2 separate regions of the Homo sapiens genome follow, and region 1 is linked to region 2. Evidence: chromatin contacts called from ENCODE Hi-C or POLR2A ChIA-PET data. All regions are on one chromosome and are shown on one strand. Each heading gives the region's core, a stretch centred on a gene start or an enhancer-like site at or near the end of the contact. The rest is flanking DNA. Distances are from core to core; before and after follow the strand shown. Region 1 holds the start of RANBP9 (RAN binding protein 9). Region 2 holds the start of LYRM4 (LYR motif containing 4).

Region 1 (5,985 bases), core at 1,233-3,732, 8.5 Mb before region 2:
TATGTCTTCAATAACATATTTTTAAGAGGCCATAAAATATTTGTTTCAGGCTGTGCCTGTGCAAGAAGCCTGGAGAGAGTGGGTCTGAAGGTGGGCCCAGGATCCACTAAGTCAAGAGGAAGGGGTGCCTTTTTCTAATTGGTTGACCTCTTTTGGCACTTCCACTGCCCAGAAGGGATACCTTAAAAAAAAATGGCACGAATGTGCTATATGTGCTCCTGTAGCATAACTCCACTGAGTGGGGTATGTGATTAGAATTTCACATGTGACTAGAATTTCTTCTAGTCTCTTCCGGTTGGGCATTTGATTTGCTTCTATATTTAATCTACCATTAATACTTCTTGTGGAACATTTTTCAGCCTAAAGTATTTTCATATTTAGATTGTGTTGTTTGGCTTTTTGATAGATAAGTCAAAAGGTATGAACTCCTTTATGTCTCCTTATAAATATAACCAAGTATGTAGCTTTCCAAAAGGACGTTATCAATGTTCTCTATCTCCTTCTATATGAGAAAGTACTCATTTCACAGCATCCTCCCCCACAACTGAAATCATTAATTTCTTGATGGAGAACCACCAGTCCCCCTTATAAAATGCTTCCAACAAAATGTTAGACAATTCTATTCCTTCAGCTGTTCCTAAGATACGGAAAGTTCTAGATAGTTCCTAAGTGTGCTGACAGAAAAAAAGTACATCTTCAAAAGTGTTTCAAGAAAGTTTAATGACGTCTGGAGCCCATTTATTCTAACATGGCTATCGTACATTTAAATAGAGCTTGGCTTACATTGAACTCATTGTTACTGTAATATAAATGAAAGTGTTAGAACACTGTAAATACAGTGACATCATGTGATTCAAAGTGCAGTGGTTTAAAAAAAGTCATCAAACAACAGGTTAAAATTAATGGATATTTCTATCAAACTACAACAGAGGCCAGGCATGGTGGCTCACGCCTGTAATCCCAGCACTTTGGGAGGCTGAGGCGGGTAGATCACTTGAGGTCGGGAGTTCGAGACCAGCCTGGCCAACATGGTGAAACCCCGTCTCCACTACAAGTACAAAAATTAGCTGGGTGTGAGCACATGCCTGTAGTCCCAGCTACTTGGGAGGCTGAGGCAGGAGAATCGCTTGAACCCGGGAGGCGGAAGTTGTAGTGAGCTGAGACCACACAACTGCACTCCAGCCTGGGCGACAAAACAATAATAATAATAATAATAAAAGTACAACAGAACATCTAGTTGTCTGGGTAACTGAGGGAGAAATTAGGCCGAATGACTCTGTTATTTGTTCTGGCCAGATAATCTTGGCCTTAAATTAAATCACCTTTGGCCTACCTTCTTCAAAACGAAATAATTTTCTCTTCGGCAAAACATTTCTTATTTGACCAAATGATTACCATCATATCTTTGGAAGCAAACAAAATATCAGAATTTACATCACACAATTTACATATGCAAAGCCTGATTTTGCCAGCTAGGGAGGGATAAGCTAAACAAAGGGAAGTGGTGAAAACAAAGTAGTAATGTTATGATGGGTCAGAGAGCAACACTTGGCAAGTTGTGCCAAATTAGTCGACGAAGCATTCTATTGGGAATTGCAAAGTAGGAAGTCCTATTTTTGACTCTGCTGATCTCGGTAAATATTTCCTTGTTTTAAAAATGGGCATAATTTTCTGTTACCTAAGAACCCTGTTATGAAAATTAACGAGTCTATAAAATGTTCTGACGTCTCTAGAAGCCCTTCCTAAACACACACTATAATCTTGTATTCATACAGTGCCTGCTCCTGCTTTTTGAAGATATGCCGGTCTTTATTAATGACATCTTCTACCACTGTTAAGTTCACTGTGAGTCCTCGTAAAATTAATTAATGAAACAGTCACTATTCTAAGTGGGAGACTGCCTTCAGAAGTGGTTTCTACTGCCCATATGGTCAATGCTACGGAATTAAACACTGAAGTACCAAAGGCAATGCGTTCCTCTTTGGAGGGAGGCGGCAAACGGGAACGGGACTGAGGCGAGAGCTAGCAGCACTGCGCGGGGAGCCTGAGCCGCTCCGCACGCCCCGGGCCGACGGGTCCTAGAGCGCCCCGGGGCCTGGGCTCGCGGCGGCCCCAGCGGGGCTCGATTACTCTCGCCTGGACGAGAAGCGGCGCCTCGGCTCCGAGGAGCCCTACGGTGGGGAGGTGGGGCGACGACAACAAAAAGAAGTCAAGTGGGAGGGGATTCGCCGGCGAGGGGGGCGACGGCGGCCGCCAAGGGAGAGGAGGCGGACACCTCCGAAGGGACCTGCGGCGCCGGGAGCCCAGCGATCCTGCCCACGAGCGACTGGCGGGCCCGGGAGGACGCCTCGCGGCGCACAGCCGGGAGCCCCGCGGCCCGCCCCCTCGCACCGCTCGCGCCTCTCTCGCGCCTCCGTCCCGCCCCCTCGCCTAGCGCCGCCCGCGCGCAGCGTCTCGCGCCGGCCCGGCCCGCCCGCCGGGAAACAGCCGCGAGAGCAGCGGCCGCGGCGGCCGCCAGCGCGCCTTCCCCTCCCGCGCTCCCGCGTCGCCCCCGCCCTCGGCGCCTCGTCCCCGGGCCGCGCGCCCGCGCTCCGGCCAACGTTCTCTCCCGGCCTCCCGGGCCCGCCGCCTACTCCCGCGTCTCCGAGCTCCTCAACCGCCGCGGTCTCCCTGGGCGCGCGGCCCGCCGCCTGCTTCCGGGGCGGGCGGACTGGGCGCCTGGTGCCGGCGGCCGCAGCGACAGCGCCCCCGGGAAGCAGAGGAGGAAGGAGAGAAGAGGTGGAGGTGGCCGCAGGCTGAGTCGCGGCCGGGATGTCCGGGCAGCCGCCGCCGCCGCCGCCGCAGCAGCAGCAACAGCAGCAGCAGCTGTCGCCGCCACCGCCGGCGGCCTTGGCCCCAGTCTCCGGAGTCGTCCTGCCGGCGCCCCCGGCCGTCAGCGCCGGCTCTTCTCCGGCCGGCTCGCCCGGCGGCGGTGCGGGCGGCGAAGGCTTAGGGGCCGCGGCGGCCGCCCTGCTCCTCCACCCTCCGCCGCCGCCGCCCCCGGCCACCGCGGCCCCGCCGCCCCCGCCGCCGCCCCCGCCTCCCCCTGCCTCAGCGGCTGCCCCCGCCAGCGGGCCGCCCGCTCCCCCGGGCCTTGCAGCGGGCCCCGGCCCGGCTGGAGGAGCCCCGACCCCAGCTCTGGTGGCGGGCAGCAGCGCCGCGGCCCCCTTCCCTCACGGGGACTCGGCCCTGAACGAGCAGGAGAAGGAGTTGCAGCGGCGGCTGAAGCGTCTCTACCCGGCCGTGGACGAACAAGAGACGCCGCTGCCTCGGTCCTGGAGCCCGAAGGACAAGTTCAGCTACATCGGCCTCTCTCAGAACAACCTGCGGGTGCACTACAAAGGTACTGGGCGTGTGTCCTGCGGTGGGAGTGGGGCACTGACCCGACGTGGCCGGCCGCCGCTGCGCCGCTCTCGACCCGCCCCCGACCCCCGCCCTCGCGGGCTCTGCCCTCGGAGGCCACTCGCCGCCTGTTGTGCTGCTCCGGGTGGGCGCGGGGGTCGCGGTGAAGGGTCCGAGGGTGAGGGGCGAGATTCTTGGAAAAGGAAGGTGAGTAGAATGCCCCAGGGTAGAAAGGAGCTGGTAATCCTAGACCAGGAGCAGGACACCTTGAGGGAATCCGGGATGACAGGACAGAACTGGCTTTCTGATTTCCCTGGGAGATAAATCTTGGGGCTTGGGTAGAGGAATCCATGGACTCGGAGTTGGGTTACATTGTTCTCCAGGTGGTGGGTCAGGCGTTCTCCTCTTACAAGGGGGGAAGAGAGGCACGATTCTGAGGTATGATTTCTAATTAAGAGAGAGCAGGGATACACAGGGGGAGGAGTAATCAAAATTAGGCCAGAGATTGTCTAGGGGGACAAAAGGACAAGGGGCCCAAGTTTGCCATCAATATATTTTAGTAAAAGCAACCGGGAGGGTAAGAGAAGGGAACCCCAGGAACACCCTTTTTCTTAGGGGAGCAGAAACCTACCCCTCCCGATTGGAAGTGCCCTATACAGGTCCTTAGGTGTTGATATCACATGAAGTCTTGTTGAAAACGAAGATGGAACAAAATGCAGCTTAGTATTTTGAAGAAAATTGGCTTATGTTTTGCACTTGCAGTTAAAAACAACAACCTTAGGCTTGTGCTTGCCCCTTTCCTCCCTCACCTACCTCTCCTAGGTTAAAACAAAGCTGGAAGCAAATCAGTTGTATATAAAATTATGAATTGCTATGGGAACTATTGAAATGTAGCCCAATTTAATAGCATGTATCAAGTTTACTTGTGTGGAAGAAAAAAAAATCAACCTAACGTATCAGTCTTGTCTGGAAACAAATCCAGGGTTTTAGGCCCCAAACCTAAAGCAGAAGCTTTTACATTCACGGCAGCCTCACTTTGATTGGCTGTAAAGGGGTCTACTCAGATCCTAGTGACATGTATGTAGAGGAGATAAACAACCTTGTGGTTAAATTCTTAACTTATACGGGACTGAAATTTGAGAAGAAGCTTGATAAGTAAGTTACTATTTAATCAGAAAGGCGAATGGCAATAGAAATCTACCAAATGATTTGGCTGCAAAGAATCACGCACAAAAATAGGCCTTGTTGAACATTCTTTTTATTCTCGCCATACATCCAAAGAAGTACTTCCAAGTGTTATCCTCCTTAATCTAAACGTCTGAACGTTTCATTCACAATATCAAATCTTTGTTTTTTCTCAAGTTAGGACCTTTTGTTAATTTCCTTGTGAAGTATTTCTACTTTTATGTTTTAATTTGTGTGAACGGTGCTATGTTATGAGGTGTTTACTTCTGATCTGGCTGCCAGAAAGCTATTGTTAGATGTGACAGAATTTTATAATTTTAAATTTATGGTTGACAGTAAATAATTTGCTCATAAAGTCAGAGCCAGTGTAGATGAACAAAGAATTCTAGATTTCCTGAGTTCTGCAGTTGTTTGTGGTTGTAGATATTTTACAAGACTGAGCCTCAGTTTCTTCCTCTGAGTGGTGTGTAAGTTGAGCTGGACGATTGGTAAGGAAATTTCCAGCTCTGAATTTCCGTGATGTCTAAGATTCGTGATTACTGTTTATTTAGTACTGTAAGGTGTCTTGATTAGTTTTAGTCTTTTACATAAAATTGATGATTAGGTCAGAGAAAAATACACGTTTATATGAAATTAGTTGGAGTTTGGAATATTTCTGACACTGCTGTCTCAGTTGTTTTTATTCTTGGCCTCTTTATTACTTTCTGTTGTGTAATACTAAGGTTCACTTTCTGGGAACATAACTGTTTTATAAACATAAATCATTATTTCTGGAAGAACAGATTTTGTTGTTATCCTTTTATTTTTCCTCTCTTCTATCTTTCCTTTGTCTCTCTCTTACCCCTTGTCAGAAAGTCTTTTTCCCTTTCTACTGCCTCTTCCTCTTGTCTTGTTACTGTAGACTGTGTGTGTGTGTGTGTGTGTGTGTGTGAGTTTTCCGTTGTTACTGTTGATTTTCTGCGTGTTTTGTGAGAGGACCACGCCGATTGTGGTGGGCAACTGTGTCCCAGTAGCAGTAGCAGTAGCAAAGGAGAAGTATCATAGAGAGTAGATAATACTTTAAAATCACAGAATAAGAAGAGTGAATTTTTATTTAACCTATCATTGTGCTGCATTGGTTTTACCTAAGTATCATGAGACACTTTTAACAGTAAAAACTACTATTCATATATTCACGTATTACAGAATTTCAAAAGAATGATTTTAATTATTTTCCAGAGTGACGAGAATTTTCCTTATCTTTGAAATAGAAGTATTTTGCTTTCTTTTGCTCCAAAGGTATTCTGGTTTTTTGTTGTTGTTCTGGTGTTTTTGTGTATGTGTGTGTGATAGGATTTCAACTTTGTTGCCTTGATGGAGTGCAGTGGTGCGATCATGGCTCACTGCAGTCTAGACCTCCTAGGCTCAAGGGATCCCCCT
Region 2 (6,647 bases), core at 1,576-4,075:
CAACCCTAATTTTAATAGAAGGTAACACATGATCTTCCATAAAGAACTACAGGTAGTCGATAACTTTTGATAAATGAATACTAAAGAAATTTTTACGTTTTGATGCCTAAATGGTACCTCCTGTTTTACAGATACTCTCTAAGAAAAATTTCAACCCAGAATAGAATGACTATTAAAGGACGTATGTGTAAGGTCCATTCTTCAGCTTCTGGCCCAAATCTACTTACAATCTCAAATCGAGTTATTTTTTTTAAGTCATCTCCGCAATGAAGATGTGCAAAAGTGAGATGTAGCTACGGAATGATTATTTTCTTTTAGCCTCTCCAGGCAATGATGTCCAACACATTGGTAAACCATTTTAAATAAAATAATAAGGTATTTTTATGAAGACTTGGCTCAGAATTAACTGGGAAGCCTATCACTTTCCTAACTGCAACCATTGCTCGTACTAACAGAGGACTAAGCTACCCAAACTATTTAAACTATACATATTTATTTGGAAAAGTTTTATTTGATTACAACAAAGTTGAGTAATTTAGATACATTAATTATGTACGTTAATGATTAAATTCCTTGATAATTAGGTAGAAACAATTGTATATAGTAATTATTCCAACTTTACTCTCAAAAGCAAAATATAATAAAATAATGTAATCTTTGCTATTTTTAAAAAAGCCAAAATAATCTTCAAGTTTTTCCTTTTCACTCTGATAGCATTCTCTATCAGTAACTTGCATTAATGTTGTAGCTTTGAGGTGCCGCATATCATTTCATATCACTGGCACACAATAGTGTATCAAGAGAAATCAGCTCTGAATCTTACTCTATAACAATGTGCAATTGCCTTGGTCTTGGATCCTTTAAGAAATAGCAAAGGGAAAACTCAAAAAAGTCCTTTCAATAAAGCAGAGGCTAGATTTGCTCAATGACCTGACCAACCAGGAAGTAATAGAAGTTTTGCTATCCTGTTTAAAAAATAATAATAAACAATAACAGACATGAGATTTTCAAGAAATCAGGGAGGAGACTTAAAGATATCTTAATAAAAGTATTTTCTCTTCAGTGCCTTTTAAAAAATGTCATTGCATCAGGATTAGTAAGAATATCTGGATGCAAGGACACCAGGTTGCAAGTACACTAAAGAATGGTAAGGTCAGAGAAGTGTTTTTTCTGCCTTTAAAGTTCCTGAAAATAGAGGCTGGGCGTGATGACTCACACCTGTAATCCCAGCATTTTGGGAGGCCGAGGCGGGCGGATTGCCTGAGGTCAGGAGTTCGAGACCAGCCTGACCAACATGGTGAAACCCTGTCTCTACTAAAAATACAAAAATTAGCTGGGCGAGGTAGCGCGCGCCTGTAATCCCAGCCACTCAGGAGGCTGAGGCAGGAGAATGGCTTGAACCTGGGAGGCATAGGTTGCAGTGAGCCCGAGATCCCGCCACTGCACTCCAGCCTGGGCGACAGAGCGAGACTCCATCTCAAAAAAAAGAAAAGGAAACAGAAAAGTTCCTGAAAATATAAAGTTGTTTAGACATACAGCAGGTATATCGTTTCAAAACCAAATACACTAAAGCAGATGAGAACACAACCGTGACCAAGTGGTTCGGAGAAAGATGGATTTTAATGCAAAGTTGTTTTGTTTTCACGCATAACGTACTTCTCGCTGTGCTTGAGTGCAGAAAGGTGTGGTTCTTCCTAAGGTTGATTACATAAAGCAAGATTCCAAAAACAAGAAAAGTGCTTTGCAAACACAGTAACTAGGACTGGCTGAAGCTTCCTGCGTCCAGTGCCATGCTCAAAGATCAGAACAAGCAACTTTATCCACCACTTTAATAAGATGATTCAAAAAAGCTGCAGTCTTCTGAAGAAAGCCATGGTTGAAAACTTGCTCCGCTTCTTGGAGAAAGCCTAAAGCCCTAAAGGTCTCTAATTATTCTCCAAAGTCTACAACCCAAGCTGCATTTTATGCATTTATTAGGTTACAAAACCACGGGAACTCTTCACTCAAAAGCAAAAACACATCCGGAAAGAGGAAAAAATCCACGGCCAATGTAAACCCCCTACAACACCAACCGCCCACGTCGTACCCCAGGCTGCAATGAGGCCGGCACTCACCCACCGCTCGCCCGGGAAGCCCAGACCCAGGTGTTTCAAAATCAGAAGTACGGCAGGCTCGTTCGCTCTCACGGGCAAGAATCTTAAACCCCAACTTCAGAGATACCCGCGCACGCTGGGCGCTGCCATTTTGACAGAAAGCGGGCCTGCCCCAGAGGCCCCTACGCAGGTCGCCCTGAGCAGAGCCGGAGTGCCACAGAACCCCTAGCTCATCACCTCCACACCCAGACGTCGCATCCCCCGGCCTGAGGAATGCCAAGAAACCCCACCCTGCCGACCAGGATCAGGCGAAATCAAGTCACCCTTGAAATCCCGCAAACTCTCTCAGGCAGCGCCGAGGGCGACCGCAGCCGGCGTGGGAGGGGCATCGGCGGTCAGGGGCGGGGCGTCGGTGCGGCGGCCTTCGGTAACCCGGGCAACGCGGCCTCCTGGATGTAGGAAGGGGCGCTGCCCCCGAAACACAAATGTCTCCGCCAAGACCCCAGACGGTTCCCAAAGGCTCTCCGTGATGCAACTGCACGTCCCTCGAATGCCTGGGCCTCCGATATCCGTCCGCCAGGAGCTTGGCTGGATGCACGGGCGGCCAGTCCTCTTATTTCCCCGCCCTCCCGCCGCGTGGAGCGGCTGCTGGGTCCCGAGCCTCCGGGCGGGGGCGGGATCGGGGCGGGGCGGAGGCATCTCCCTCCCAGCACCGCCCCCTTAGCTGCCCCGAGCCCTGCCTGCGCCCGCCCCCGAAGCGGCGCGGGACGCCTGGCGCCGTCCGCGATCCGCAGGGCTGCCCGCTTAGGCTTAGGCCCGGCCCGCTGGCAAAGCCGAGCCGCAGCATTTTATTTCGTTCGTGGTTTCCGCACAGGCTGGAGTTTCGTGGGTTGGGTCGTACTTGGGACCTCGGCGAAGAGGACCCGTTTATTTTTTTTTCTTTCCAAAATGGCAGCCTCCAGTCGCGCACAAGTGTTATCTCTGTACCGGGCGATGCTGAGAGAGAGCAAGCGTTTCAGCGCCTACAATTACAGGTGACCCAGCGGGCACCGGGGGCCGGGGGCGGGGGGCCAGGGGCCGGGGACCGGGGGTGCGGGCTGACGCGGAATATCCCCGGGGACTGGGAGCCACCGTGGTTTGCCGGCGGCTGCGAGGCAAGGACCGGGCTCCGCCATCGAAAAGCGTGCTCCTGCCTACAGGTGTGGCCTCTGAGACCTCGGGGAGGAGCCTTTCTTTCTACCAGGGGAGACGTTCATGTCTTGTGACGTTTTCCCCCTAAAGGCTATCTTGGTAGTTATTCTAGGAGCATGATTAGTGTTATGTTTCTGCAGAAGAGAAAAAAGGGATGGAAATCAGTCATTTGTGAAGTTAAGGCCAGTGTGTTGCATATGTAAAACTTCCCTTGAGCACTGGAAGAGTTGAGAGTGGAAGTGGCCAGTGAGTAGTACACTGCGACAAAGCTGAAGGCACACTCTAGCACCTCCCTAAAATTTCCTAGGTGTCGTAATGAGTTCTTTTGGTTGCAAGAATCCATTCTATTTAGGGTATGGTGGAAATGCGTAGCGGAAAAGGAAAAAGGGTCTCACAAGCTTTGGAGCTGAAACCTCAGTTTCTCCTGGCTCACCAGACAGAGATCCCGCTTACTGGACCTTGACAGCAGGATATTGAGGGCCTAAACTCACATCTTTAATATAACACATTCACTTTTTCTCACGCCTCCCCACTCCCCTATTTGCCTATGAGTCTTTTATTGTTACTCTTTGTATGTTTTTTCTAATTCAGAGCCTCTGCTTTCACAGTGTTGCTGGTTCTGACCCATCATTTTCTTATGGATTCTCTCTCTGCATTTTTTTTTAGATTTGTTTTTTGTTTTGTTTTGTTTTTACTAACTACCTGTCTCTCTCTGAGTTTGAGCCATATTCCCATGAGAAAGAATCTGGTTGGATCAACTCATCTCTTTACCTCAAGCCTCACTTAGGTGACTGGCCAGACTGTGGATTGGATGTCATAAGAGCAGAGCCTACCCTTGGAACACACCTGGTTAGGTAGGCCCCCCTCCAGCACGTGTGTGAGCTGGCAGGCCCTGAGATGGGTCTGCCCAGTACAACCTCTGTCAGAGGACAGGAACGCTAAGCCTCTTAAGCAATGACTCTCAAATTTTTAGAAACCCGCCTGGAAAATATACTCATGCTGCAAATTTGAAAACAGCATCTGGGTCATACCACTGAGGTTGTATCCACCCAGTTAAGTGGTTAAATTTCACGGGAGAGAATGATTTTACTTAATGACTTTGACTTTGGAGAATAAAGAGTGTAATAATAAGCATACTGGTGGAATTTTAGCAAGAATTAACCAAACACCTAGCACCAAGTACTTAACCAAGTCTGTTGAGGAAACACATGAAATATGCAAGTTAAATAAATAGAAACCATTTGATTTCACCATAGTCTGGAGTAAAATAGTTTGTCATTAAAGCTTACTCAGGATACACAAGGACTTGGAATCAGCAGGCAGTTCACACACTAAGGAAAGTGGCAGGGAGAGGGTTTATGTGAGAGCATGTAAGAAAGTCAAGGTGGAGCCCTCGAAGACTAACTTGGACAAGTCTCTCAATCTCTGTATTTCAGTTTTCTTGTTTATGAAATAGACTGTTGGACTAGACAATCTCTAAGGACCCTTCCATTTCTGAAATTCTCTTTGGAAATGATTTATGAGCAAATGAGGCCCAAGCGTTTTCAAATGAGTAATTGCCAACTGAACAGGAAAATCATTCACGAAACTCAACAGGAAAATCATTCAAACTTTAGGAAAATCATTCAAGACTCTACCTGAAAGGCAGAAAATTGAAAATGGGTTTCAGTATGGGCAACTGTAAGATCATATGCATTCAGAAAATAATTGATCAAATTATACCTTAAGCATATACTTTTAAGCTAAATTTACTATCCAAATATAAATATATTATCCAAAGGAATCTGATAATCATTTTATACTGTTACCTGAGATCATAGACCTAAAAACCGACATTCCTGCTATTACCTCCCTAGATAAACTTACTTGTTATAAAAATACGTCCTTTTACATTAAGGCTGTGTCTTGTGAATTTCAGGAAAAGTCCCTTCCCTCCTCTCTAATCTCTGCAGCTGTTTGTCACTGATGGCAAATCAATAGCAACACAACATCCACTATCAATTCTGTGTGCCACTGCTATCTTATGTTCTTCATGTCTATTAACACATTTGTTTTGACAATAATCTTGTGAGGTAGGTACTATTTGTATTACCCTGTAAGGCAACTGAGGCACAGGGAGCTTAAGTTACCTATCAAAACTAACACAGGTAGTGCTGAATAAGCAATCAAAAGCAGACTAGTAAACGTTTTTTAATGACCTGCGAATTGTGCCTTAAGTAATTAGAGTAGTGAAATAAATACTTTGGAACTCTCTTGCAAGACCTATAATATAGGCCACGTTTTGATAGCAGGAGCCCTGTCTGCTCCTCCAGTCTCAGCCTAAGTCCCACATGTGCATCCTGTCCTCTGTCATCATCAGTTGCAGTTTCCTAAATGTGCCACGTCCTGTTGGGCCTCCAGGCCTTTACAAGTACTGTTCTATCCAGCAGGCCCTTTATCACTCCTGTCTAGAGTGCCCCCTCTTCCTTCAAGATTGAGCTCAATTGTCACCTTCTCTGAACAAAAGTTTTCCCAACTCTCTTCATCCCACAGCTTCCACTCCCATCCCTCCCACCAGCCAAACAGGTCTCATTGCTGTGTGTCATTCTTTTACCTCAGTGCTTCTACAAAACATCTCTGAAGCATGCTTTGCCCAGTGCTATATCACAGCTATCCCCAACCTTCTTGGCACCAGGAACCAATTTCATGGAAGACAGTTTTTCCATGGACCGGGTCAAGGGAGGGGATGGTTTCGGGATGAAACTCTTCCACCTCAGATCATCAGGCATTAGATTCTCATAAGGAGCATGCAACCTAGATCACTCACATGCACAGTTCACAATAGGTGCACCTATGAGAATCTAATGCCGCCGCTGATCTGACAGGAGATGGAGCTCAGGCCATAATGCGCACTCACCCACCGCTCAACTGCTGTGTGGCCCGGTTCCTAACAGGCCACGGACCAGTACTGATGGGTTGGGGACCCCTGCTATACCAAGCCCTGGAGAGAGAAAGATGAGATTTTTGAACTAAGCTAGGCACCTGTTATCAATGGCTTTACAGGCCTATGTGGGACACAGGTACAGAGATAGTTGTCACAGACTGGGTTAAGTGCTGTGACAGAAGGATGTACAAGGTGTGGAATCTAGAAGGCCTCCCAAGGGGTGATGTTGGATCAAAGGCATGAAGCAGCTTGGTGTGGTCAGGCAGGCAAACAGCACAGCACTGCCAGGGAGGTAAGTATGATGGGGTTGGGGGGGCGGTGACAGGAAGGCACTGAGGTTGGAGAGGGCCACTGATTTGAGGGCCTGGGGGCCGTGCTGAGGACCCTGGACTTTACCCTTAGCTCACAGGCAGCCACTAACCTGACATGACCAGATTTGC

What was found. Hi-C counts contacts between places; a loop is a spot of excess contacts on that map. ChIA-PET counts read pairs that join two places held with the same protein, here RNA polymerase II (POLR2A). Pooled maps may share reads with other maps.
Region 1: a map of naive thymus-derived CD4-positive, alpha-beta T cell shows a loop between it and region 2 (16-fold over the local background). The contact joins the promoter of RANBP9 here to the promoter of LYRM4 in region 2. A Hi-C loop is called at or near these places in 1 of 168 maps with a recorded cell type or tissue (naive thymus-derived CD4-positive, alpha-beta T cell) and 5 of 50 pooled maps. POLR2A ChIA-PET finds 5 or more read pairs at or near these places in 1 of 52 experiments (activated T-cell).

What each region holds. Positions count from the first base shown.
Region 1 is chr6:13,708,332-13,714,316 of GRCh38, reverse strand. It overlaps RANBP9 (RAN binding protein 9), which reads left to right and starts at 2,482. Exons shown (of 14, transcript NM_005493.3): 1 at 2,482-3,382. The coding sequence starts at 2,812. It overlaps LOC124901264 (a long non-coding RNA gene), which reads left to right and starts at 1,563. Exons shown (of 2, transcript XR_007059462.1): 1 at 1,563-1,634; 2 at 1,776-1,965. RefSeq lists silencers at 1,978-2,747, 2,908-3,027, 3,108-3,157, 3,418-3,537.
Region 2 is chr6:5,257,128-5,263,774 of GRCh38, reverse strand. LYRM4 (LYR motif containing 4) reads left to right here and starts at 2,825. Exons shown (of 3, transcript NM_020408.6): 1 at 2,825-3,127. The coding sequence starts at 3,042. It overlaps FARS2 (phenylalanyl-tRNA synthetase 2, mitochondrial), which reads right to left and starts at 2,262. Exons shown (of 7, transcript NM_006567.5): 1 at 2,115-2,262. RefSeq lists silencers at 2,745-2,964, 3,025-3,334 and an enhancer at 3,545-3,594.